Regions from separate parts of the Homo sapiens genome. Here all the other regions are linked to region 2. The links are chromatin contacts, found by Hi-C in ENCODE. All regions are on one chromosome and are shown on one strand. The core of a region is the stretch at or near the end of the contact, and the rest is flanking DNA. Distances in the headings are between cores, read along the strand shown. Region 1 holds the start of SEL1L (SEL1L adaptor subunit of SYVN1 ubiquitin ligase). Region 2 holds the start of SPTLC2 (serine palmitoyltransferase long chain base subunit 2). Region 3 holds the start of ZFYVE1 (zinc finger FYVE-type containing 1).

Evidence for each region. Hi-C counts contacts between places; a loop is a spot of excess contacts on that map. Pooled maps may share reads with other maps.
Region 1: a map of CD8-positive, alpha-beta T cell shows a loop between it and region 2 (7-fold over the local background). The contact joins the promoter of SEL1L here to the promoter of SPTLC2 in region 2. A Hi-C loop is called at or near these places in 1 of 168 maps with a recorded cell type or tissue (CD8-positive, alpha-beta T cell) and 8 of 50 pooled maps.
Region 3: a loop to region 2 is called in a pooled map, with 15 times the contacts of the local background. The contact joins the promoter of ZFYVE1 here to the promoter of SPTLC2 in region 2. A Hi-C loop is called at or near these places in 7 of 50 pooled maps.

Annotation. Positions count from the first base shown.
Region 1 is chr14:81,531,555-81,535,153 of GRCh38, reverse strand. It overlaps SEL1L (SEL1L adaptor subunit of SYVN1 ubiquitin ligase), which reads left to right and starts at 1,301. Exons shown (of 21, transcript NM_005065.6): 1 at 1,301-1,479. The coding sequence starts at 1,410. RefSeq lists a silencer at 1,178-1,297 and an enhancer at 1,014-1,513.
Region 2 is chr14:77,614,961-77,618,501 of GRCh38, reverse strand. SPTLC2 (serine palmitoyltransferase long chain base subunit 2) reads left to right here and starts at 1,865. Exons shown (of 12, transcript NM_004863.4): 1 at 1,865-2,054. The coding sequence starts at 1,923. RefSeq lists silencers at 1,439-1,498, 1,829-1,878, 2,019-2,218 and enhancers at 1,538-2,070, 2,399-2,608.
Region 3 is chr14:73,025,155-73,028,928 of GRCh38, reverse strand. ZFYVE1 (zinc finger FYVE-type containing 1) reads left to right here and starts at 1,823. Exons shown (of 12, transcript NM_021260.4): 1 at 1,823-2,003. RefSeq lists an enhancer at 1,481-1,680 and a silencer at 1,911-2,120.

The DNA.
Region 1 (3,599 bases), core at 52-2,551, 3.9 Mb before region 2:
GTGACAGAAATGGTGATGTAGCTGAAAAGACAAGTTTTTGGAGGAGATAATTCTTTCCTTCATCTCCTCCGATGTGAATGAGAAACAGTGGTTGGTTTTTTACCATCTTCCTGAAAATAAAAGGCTGTATCTCAAAAAACAAAAAACAAAAAACAAAAAAAAAAAGGAAGGAAGACAAATGCCCAGAAGTGTTAAGACACATGGCCAGCAGAGACTTTTCCAAAGTCCTTCACTTGGCTGGACTAGGTTCTAGGCCTTAGAGCTGACTGTGGGTGGATGACAGGGAAAGCAGAATGACACGGTTTGAGAAAAGAAAGGGCAGGCACACCAAGTCACTGCTCTGCTACTCAGTTGGAACATGCCTGGATTTCGTGCTTATTACATAGAGTATTTCCGTGCCTGCGATGCAATCACTATCACCTCTACCTCCACACACGTGAACCTGGTCTCCTGACTTTAGTTAGGAAAGAAGAGAACAATGCAACTCACAAGAGGAGAAGGATGAGGACAAGTGTTTAAAATAATTTTTCAAAGCTGTTGGCACATTTTCTTTATGATTATTGTCTGGTGAACCTAGTGAAAATAAATACTGTATTGAGATAATCTGTGCCGAGCGGATTTATTTCCTTTTGTTTTGTCGGAGAAAGGAGGACAGGTACTGAGTTGCACCCTGGTTTCCGTACTTCACGGTACTGTTTTATCTAAGTTTTAAAAAACACCTCAAATTCAACTAGCTGTGGCATTTTTCTCAGTGCTCTTATCACTATGCCCAATTTAAATTTTTTAAATAAAACAGGAAAAGATGCTAAACACATTACAAGTTCTTAAAATTATTCCTTAATATTTATTTTGGGTCAATTTAAAAAGGCTTGTGAATCCATAGCCTTGAGTTAATATTTAGCCCAGGTGTTAGTTAAATTCTAACTTCAACAGTCACCCGCACTTGTAAATCTTGCCCTACGATGGACTACGTTTCCCAAGAGCACCCCCCGAGTTAATCACATGAAGCGCATTCTGGGAATTGTAGTCTCGGATGAGCCTCTTTCTCCCAGTCTTGGACTCACGCGCTGATTCCGGTTGAACCCAGGGGCTACCAATTAGCTGGGGCCATGTCCGTGAGTCGTGGTCCAACCGAGAAAGCTGGTGTGGGAGCTTCGTACAATGATTGGCCAATGAATGACCCCCGGGGCGGAGCAATGGGGGTGGGCGGGGAGACCATGGTGATTGGACCAGAAGCCCGCGACGGCGGGCGGGGATTGGCTGCGCGCTGGGTCAGGGAAGCCTGGGAAGGGGCGGAGGAAGGAGACTAGAGCAGGAAGAGCAGCGGCGAGGCGGCGGTGGTGGCTGAGTCCGTGGTGGCAGAGGCGAAGGCGACAGCTCTAGGGGTTGGCACCGGCCCCGAGAGGAGGATGCGGGTCCGGATAGGGCTGACGCTGCTGCTGTGTGCGGTGCTGCTGAGCTTGGCCTCGGCGTCCTCGGGTCAGTATCCGCCCCCTCGGGCTGAAGGCCCAGAGCCTCCGCCCCCCAGCCTCTACAGCCGGCGGGGCCGTGGGGACTCCAGGCTCGGGACCCCGTTCTCCCTGGGCACATCTCGCACTGGGCTGTCACTCGCTCTTTGGCTTTGCTTGGCCTGCGCCAAAGGGGCTATTTAGGAAGGTGGAGTGGGGTGGAAAAAGAAGGGGCGGTCACCCTGCCCACACCTCTCTCCCACGTAACAAACTTTGCGCGACTCTTCTCACGAACGCGGAATTGACTCCAAAGGAATGAATCCTGATACAGGAGCCCGAGTGGAGCTTCCTCGACCCTGGGGTAGAGGAAGGGTCTGGTCTAGAACTCTGGGCTTGGGAATTGTAAGTTAAATAATTGACAAACCTGGAGCTGTCACTTTGGGGCAGAGGAGGATCCATCCAGACCAGGATGTTGACAGTAGTTTGCTTAACACCTGAGATGGTCCCTGGTCTGTCTGTTTAAAAACGAAGACTTTTGATCTCATCGTAGCCACTTTTTACTTTTTTGAAACCTTCCTGAGAAAGCGGTGACCTGTCACAGTGTTTCTGAGTTGCCCCATGTTTGTTGACAGTCATTTTATGATGTTTGGGAAAATCTTGGTTCTTATAAGATGCGTTTTATATAGATACAGAAATTTGTGTGCTTTTGAATTGATTTTCCAGTTAGCTAATGTTTATTCTGGTTCTGCTTTTTTCCCCCTTTTTTAATGTTTTAATCTGCCTACATTTGAAAATTTCCATTTTGAGAGTGTTCATGAAAACTTCGTGTTTCTAAGTGTTGATAAATAAAAATTAGTACAGTAAAACTTTGGAATTTTAATCAGTTTCAGTTAACAGGACAGGTGTTCTGTGGCTTGACGTTTTGGGGGGACAACACGGAGTATAAATGTCAGCTTTTTCTTTTTTTAATAAATGTCAGCTTTTTTTTAACAGAAAATTTCCCAGATGGTTATCTGAATCCCCAAATTACCTGTCCTAGTTGTAAATCAATGCCATAACGTCATTCTGCTTCTAAAATAAGAGGCTTAAACCTAAATTCTATCCATGATGTGGTTTGAGATACCATTTCAAAAGCACCAACCCTATGCTAATTACTTTACTGCCAACATCATTCTTTCAGGTCCACTCCCCTCCCTCCAGTAGTAGTGATGGTTTGAGTTAATGACCAGATCTTTAGACTATACTTAACTCTCGAAGCACTTTTAGCAGTTATTTAATATTTGATCAAAAAGCATGAAATGAAGCTGTTGAGCTTAATGAGTAGAGTACCTGCTGGACCATGGACCTCCTGCATCAGAATTCCTCTTATGGGTTTGTTAAACATTGGGTTTTAGGTCTGGAACAGCTCAGGTATACATAGATTAACAATCTCCATGAGGGATTCTTCACACTAAAGAGAACTACAGTAATGAAAGAGCACGGTGTGTATCCCTCTGAATTTAATTGGCAGAGTTTAAAGAAAATTAAAGCATAGGAATTGTGCTGTCTGTCTTTGACTGCATTTTATATACTTAGAGCTCCATGCCAGTGGAAAAGATATTTGAAGATCAACAGTTGGGGCTTTCAGGATGTTGTAATAAAAGACTTAACACTGATATATTAAATCCTTGGGTTGTATTGATGTAGGTAGAGGACTGTATTCAAGAAATGTCTGCTCTGATTTCCATCATAGTTAAAGCTGTGCCACAACATTTCAATGGTAAAGGCAGAAGCCTTAGCCAGAACTAAAACAATGTAGATGTGCATGCTAAAAGGTAATAAAGGCAGTGCTGTGCTCACATGAAGTTCATATATCATAAAACACCTGTGCGGGCCCAGCTCATACCTGTAATCCCAGCACTTTGGGAGGCTGAAGTGGAAGGATCACTTGAGCCCAGGAGTTCAAGACCAACCTGGGCAACATGGCGAAACCCCATCTCTACGTAACTCCAGGTGTGATGGTGCACACGTGTAGTTCCAGCTACTCGGGAGGCTGAGGTGGCAGGATGGAGTGAGCCCCAGGAGGTTGAGGCTGCACTGAGCTGTGATTATGCCACTGCACTCCAGCCTGGACAATAGAGCGAGACCCTGTCTCAAAAAAAAAGAAAAAAA
Region 2 (3,541 bases), core at 616-3,115:
CTGCAGGTGAGGCTTTGATCTTTCTAGACTCGACACCCGAGTTTCTGAAGGTTTCCTCAGAACACCCTCCCCATCCTTCTCAGTTCCAGCTCTCCAAGTCCCGCTCATCTTCCAAGATCTGTCTCATTGCACATCTTCCTCGCAAGCCTTCTCCAGAGTCATTCAGCTCACTCCCTAAGCTTCAGTTAAATCCCTTAGCCCTGCTTCCATCCAGATTCCTGCCCTGAAAACTTTCTACCTGGTTAGACTCATCACTGCCATTCAGCTTCCCTCATCAGAACTCCTGTTGCCTAATCTCTCCAGCCTTAGGTTGGTCTTTAACTATTGTTTTCTTTCTATGTGTATATCTTGTCTCTCACTGAAATGTAAGCTCCATGAAGCACAGCCACATGTTTCCTTTTTAGCCTTATACATACAGATGTATATTCACTTTGGGATCAATAGTGTTTGTCAACTCAAATAGGATGTGTGGGATGAATGATCCCACCTTCTGTTAGATTATTCAGCTCCTAAGTCATGCAAAACCAATACCTTGTGGACCTCCTTTCTAAAGCTCCTGCAGGGTGGGGAAAGAATGCACGGATTCTCATAGGTGCATTTAGCAATTACTAGTAACCAACACTTAATGAATGCTTACTAATTGCTAGGTCCTGTACAAAATACATTACATACATAAACTTATTCAATCTTCACGACAACTATTATTGTCCCCACTGAACAGATGAAGACACATAGAGGTCACTCAGCTAGTAAGTGGCGCAGCTAGGATTTAAAACCCAGACCGACTCCAGAGTCCATACTCTCAATTATGATACTAAATTCTTTATGGATAACAGAAAGTCTCTAATTGTAATGTAGATCAATTTCCTTGCTTTCTAACCCCATGGGAAGATGGAACTAAAAGGGTGAGAAAATAATATTTATTATACTCCTACTATAAGCCTAGTATTATAAGAGGTGCATAATGGGTTAATGATATAATTCTTGCTGTAAGTCTATGAAGCAGGAAGTATTAACTCCATTTTAAAGAATTTGGCTTCTAAAGTGGTTAAACACAGTGCTCAAGTTTTAGCTTCCAGTTATTGGCAGAGTTGGAATTAGACCAGGTTTTCTAACTTTGAAGGAAAGACTTAATTTAAAGGAGACTGTATAGAAAACCCTGCCAAGGGCAAATGTGAAGGGCACGTGAAAAGGCATCTGAATTATTACTTATAATAATTCAGAAATAGTGAATGTGTGGCGCATATTGAAGAATGATGAGAGATTGTCAAAAAATCTATTCTATAAACACTCACAGAGGAATCAGCTAATTAAATAAGCGAGCTGCCTGTCTTGGGCTAGGACATAAACTCCAAAACTTCCCACGAGGCAAGGGCAAAGAGGGCGCCACCTGTCCTGGAGAACCTGGGAACCCGCTCTAGAGACTTCGGCTCAGCCCCTTTTATTTCCTCACACTCTAATTGGCTACTTTTCCCTGGGCTCCGCCTCCTCCTCGGTCTGGACCATTAAACAGGCAAGCCCTACCCCGGACCTGGATGCGGCCTCCAATCAGGTGCCAGGCCCTGGAGTCCCTCTAGAGAAGCCCCCTCTCCACCGGCGAGGCGCTTTGCTCTCGTCCGTGATTGGCCAGGCAGCAGCATGGGGTCCGCCTCCTTCTCTTCCAGATTGGTCAGCGGTCCTCAGGACCACATCCCTCTCGGCAGGTCCCCGCCGCTTTTTCCCTTCGCTGCGTGGCCTTGGCCGAGACCGGTCCTCTGCGGAGAGGGCCCCGCCCTCTGTGAAGGCCCGCCCGGGAATTGGCGGCGGCGCTGCAGCCATTTCCGGTTTCGGGGAGGTGGGTGGGGTGCGGAGCGGGACTTGGAGCAGCCGCCGCCGCTGCCACCGCCTACAGAGCCTGCCTTGCGCCTGGTGCTGCCAGGAAGATGCGGCCGGAGCCCGGAGGCTGCTGCTGCCGCCGCACGGTGCGGGCGAATGGCTGCGTGGCGAACGGGGAAGTACGGAACGGGTACGTGAGGAGCAGCGCTGCAGCCGCAGCCGCAGCCGCCGCCGGCCAGGTACGAGGGGCCCGCGCGGCGGGGCCGGGGTGGCGGTGTGGACTGGCGGAGGGGCGGCCGGGCGGGGCGAGGTCTCCGGGCCATCCGCTGGGCAATCCGCGGGGCGGGCGCCGTTCGCAGGTGTGGGCGGCAGTGTCCGGCCGCTGGCCCGACCTCCACGAGCCTGGAGGCTCAAGGACGGCTCGGGGGCTCCCCACCTCTCCGCGCCTGGAGGTCTTACTCCCGGAGCTCTGGGTTCTGCTCAGAGCTCCGGGTACTTTTCTCTGCCCCATTCTGCCAGAAGTGTGTGCTGTCCCCAGGGGAAGCGATGAGGGGCCCTTCGGACTCCAGTGGGAGCCGCCCAAGGGCTCCGGAGGGTCCCTTCTCAAACCCCTGAGGTTATTGCTTCCTTTTAAAGTCCTGCAGTCGTCCAAAGAAAACCACCCATGGGGTCCTTAAGAAGCAAAGAAAATTAGGCGGTGGTGTCAGATGGAAACACACCCAGCCTCTCCCAACCACATTCTGGACTACCACGTTCAGTCCCCAACCAGGACATTGGTCCATAGATCTGGCAGGGAATCCAAGCTGGTCCCTCGAAAGCATCATTCTCTTAACTCTGCCGGTGGTGAGACTCTACCCCAGGCTCCAGGTTGGATTAGGTGGCCCCTTCGACCCTTTCCTGAACACGAGTGCTATCACACAAGGGGATTGTTTAGCCTGGTGGTGACTTGCGATGACTCTATACTAATTAACCATGCTGAATCATCAACCAAGTTCAGGCAGTTCTAAAATATTTTGAAAAGTTCTAAATTCAAGACAATGCTTATTATCAACCTTACAGTGGTCTGGACTGACAGATATTCTGTTGAAATGTGTTTTTAAAGATGAGCTGGTTAAAAAGATGCAAGATCGGTGTTCCTGGAAGAGAGTGTTGCGATAATTTTGCAGTTGACTTTAATACGTTTAAGTCTTGTACAGATATTAAGGAACGCTTAGAAAGTACTCTGTTTCCCTTTAGCGGGAGTGTGACTGTTGCAGTTTGATAGGATGGTGATCTTAATTTGGCTTTAACATAACTACTCCCCAGATGAGTAGTTATGATGGATAGGTCTGTTACTGTTTGCTGCGAAGCAGAAAATAAAGCATTTTTCCAGGTCATGTTGAGATATTGAGACTGAGTTGAGGGGAAAAATAAGTAAAGCAGACTTGACCTCCCCTGAAGTTGTAAGGTGTCAAAGCGAAGTAATACACAGATCAAAAGATTTGTTTTCACTTTTAAAGAAATAATTGTGTGAGGGAGGAAGTGATAACAGTCAGCTCATTATAAGCAGTGGAATAGTTTGTCGTTTTCCTAGCAATGTAAACGACTTATAAGACAAAATTGTTGTGGTATAGAATGTAATAGGGAAATTTAACGGGTAGGAGTTAGAAAATACATTTGCAGGTGAATTTCATTGAGGTATGATTTTTTTTTTGTTTTTGTTTTTGTTTTTTTTTTTCAGACAGTT
Region 3 (3,774 bases), core at 574-3,073, 4.6 Mb after region 2:
TGTGATTCTCCTGCCTCAGCCTCCCGAGTAGCTGGGATTACAGGTGCACACCACCACACCCAGCTAATGTTTTGTATTTTTAGTAGAGATGAGGTTTCACTATGTTGGCCATGCTGGTCTTGAACTCCTGAGCTCATGATCCGCTCTCCTTGGCCTCCCAAAGTGCTGGGATTACAGGCATGAGCCACCGTGCCTGGCCCTCAAAGATAATTTCAAATTGAGAAGTTCTGAAAGTATAATAGCTTTTTTTTTTTTTTTTTTTTGAGACAGAGTTTCCCTCTTGTTGCCCAGGCTGGAGTGCCATGGCGTGATCTCGGCTTACTGCAACCTCTGCCTCCCAGGTTCAAGCAATTCTCCTGCCTCAGCCTACCGAGTAGCTGGGATTACAGGCATGCATCATCACGCCCGGCTAATTTTGTATCTGTTAGTAGAGATGGAGTTTCTCCATGTTGGTCAGGCTGGTCTCGAACGCCCGACCTCAGGTGATCCGTCCACCTCGACCTCCCAAAGTGCTGGGATTACAGGCATGCGCTACCGCGCCCAGCCTGAGAAGTTCTGAAACTATAGAAGGAAAGATCAGAAAAATAATAGGTAGGAAAAAAAATTCATGGTTGGCTTGGAGAATACCCTTGAAGGGTGTTAAGTAAAAATGATAGGAGGCCTTTGTTTTGGACTAAACTCCTGCACCAGGCCCCAATAGACCTGGCTAAAATAAAAATGGAGTCACCCATGCTAAAGTTTCACCTCACCAAATCCAAACTAAGTTGTTACCAAACCCAAGCTAAGTTGTTATCTGACCTTCAGAGAAATCAGGAAAGAGGGATAAGGACAGCCAGTTTCCCAAACAGGCTTGTTTTAATGTTGCATGATAATGAAGCTCCCTCTGTTGTAATCCTTACACAAAAGAAGTAGCCTGAAGTAACTGATGTCAACTAATCAGTTATTTTTCTATTGTTCTGTCTCTCTGTCCTCACCTTCCAAGGAAAGTAGCTTAGAAGTGACCAATATGTCAAGGTCCCATGAGAAGACTGAAAAAAAGAGAAGAAAGAGGAAAGAAAAGAATGACAAGAAAGAGAAAGAAAGAAACCAATATGCTCTTTGTTCTTTGCTTTTGCTTCCTCAAGCTTTTCTCTGTCTACAAAGCCAACCTCTCCTGCTCAGCTCATCAGAACATTCACTCCACTTTCTGGAATGAAGTGTTGCCTGATCCTAGAGTCGCAATAAAGCCAACTGAGATCTTAAAACTAAATTCGTTGTAATTTTGTCCTTTGCCAAGGGGGGAAAAACAACAAAAACTTCCCAAGAGTACCTATATCCTCTTATCACTTTTTCTGGTCTTTTCCTTAGTTTTTGCGAAGTGAAATTGGGAAGGTGGAGACTGTCTGTGCTCACACGTTTCTGAGGGAATGGTGTGCAAGAGGTTACTTGAATCCAAATTAATTGACTCACCATTTCCCACTTATACTAGACATTATTACATCAGTTCTCTAATGTAGCACCATGCCTTCCCCAGTTACAACCCAAAAGAACGTGCTGAAACCTGCGGACACCACACTCAATGCAAAAACTCCAAGTCCCGAAATCCTCCGTAGCCTGTCCCCACCGCCTCCTCGCAAGAGCAGCCTCTTCAGTACTGGGAGTTGTAGTCATTCAGAGTCTTCCTTTCCGGGATGAGGGGCGAGAGCGCGCCTCGAGGAGCTACATCTCCCAGGAGGCAGTGCGCACTACGCCCTTGCTGGCGCCGGGATCCTCCCTCTCTCGCTCCTCCCTTTCTGGGCTGCACCGCTCACGCCTTCCTGTTAGTCCGAGCTGGGAGAAGTTCACTCCGATCAGCTGATCCCAACTGACAACAGGAGAGGAGGAAGCCCGGGAGGCAACGAAGGAGGAGGGTGGCGGAGATGGAGATGAGGATGGATCTGCCGGTGTCCTGAGGAATAGCCTCTGCCCCCACTGGCGCCCTGCGGCCCCCCGACGCCGCCTTGCTGCGGCCGAGCTTCTCAGTGGTGGGATCCCCGGGCCGCGGCGGGCAGGGCAGGGCGGGGAGGGCACGGCCCAGCGCGGGGCGAGTGATCGTCCTGGGGCTCAGGCTGCCCTCGGGAGGAAGGGGGGGCGGGTGCGGCGGGGGTGGGGGTGGGGTGGTATAAACAATGGATTCGGCTCCGGGTTTTGCCGGCGTGGGGGGGATTTTGGGGGACCTTCTTTGTTCTTAGGCTCCGCTCCTGCCCCTCGGGTTGTGGCGGTGGTGTCCGGGTGGAAGGAAGGGTGAGGAACCCCCGGCTGGGGAGAGGTGTCGAGGTGGGGGCCCGAGTGGGCAAAATGTTTGGTTGACATGGCCGGGCGTGAGGTGTACTTTTGAAGGTTGATTTTATATTTTTCTCAATTGTGACAAGTTTGATTTTTGTTTCTGTTTTGGGAGCTGGCTGGGCATGTCTGAGGTTAGATTGTAGTAAATAAGATCCCCTAGTCACTCCCTTCGCCTTCCTTGTTTATCTGAAAATAAGGTTGATAGATTGATTACTGTAGGGGAGGAGTGACTATCAGAAAGGCAGGGCTTTACACCTTGTCGGGGCCTTGGAATGCGGGTCAAGGCTAGGGGGAATTAGGAATATAATTGTCAAAGTGACAAAAGCCCCTTTCTTGCCCCAGTTATCTTTTTTCGTATTTTGAAGTTATTTTTAAGTTAGTTTTTAAGTGACAAAGAGAAAAATTATTTGTTTTGATTCACTGCAGGCCTGGCTTTGCCATGGGTCAAAGTAGAGGAATTGTCTCCTGTTGCTCCTTTTTTTTTTTTTTTTCAGTTAGTGAAAGAAGGGACAGAAGAATTACAGTGTAAAAAAATTGTTTTTAAAGATGAAATTGTTACTATTGTTTCTAAGTTTTGAGTCTTTAATATACATCTAGCTAGAGTTGAAACAATCCAGTTACAAGGCTAACCAGGTCGGCCCAGGTATTTGATAGATCTAAAGTTTATTATTACATTTTCATTAGCTTTGTGAAGGCCTCTCCACTCCTCCCAATTGTGGGATGCATGTGGGGGTGCAGAGGGCTGTCCTTCCAAGGACTACTCACTTAGTGATTTAGATTCTGAATTTAATATCTGAATGAACAGAAAATTCCAGTCTGGGAAATAGAGCAGCAAAGTCTCTTAAATGCCTTGGGCCTAGAGGTGGCGTTTGTTGTCAAGAGGAGGAGCTTTAGCCACAATTTTGAGATTTTTTTTTTTTTTTTTTTTTTTGAGGGAGTCTTGCCCTGTCTTCCAGGCTGGAGTGCAGTGGCAAGATCTTGGCTCACTGCAACCTCCGCCTCCTGGGTTCAAGTGATTCTCCTGCCTCAGCCTCCCTAGTAGCTTGGATTACACGTGCCTGCCACCATGCCCAGCTAATATTTGTATTTTTAGTAGAGATGGGATTTCACCATGTTGGACAGGGTAGTCTCGAACTCCTGACCTCAAGTGATCTGCCCACCTCGGCCTCCCAAAGTGATGGAATTACAGGTGTGAGCCACTGCGCCTGGCTATACAACAAGCCAGTGTAAGTGTTAAGATAGAAAATGAGATTTCTGGCCAGGTGCGGTGACTCACGCCTGTAATCCCAGCACTTTGGGAGGCCAAGGCGGGCAGATCACCTGGGGTCAAGAGTTCAAGACCAGCCTGGCCAACATGGTGAAACCCCGTCTCTACTAAAAATACAAAAATTAGCTGGGCATTGTGGCTAGCGCGTGTAATCCCAGCTCCTTGGGAGGCTGAGGCAGGAGAATCGCTTGAACCCGGGAGGC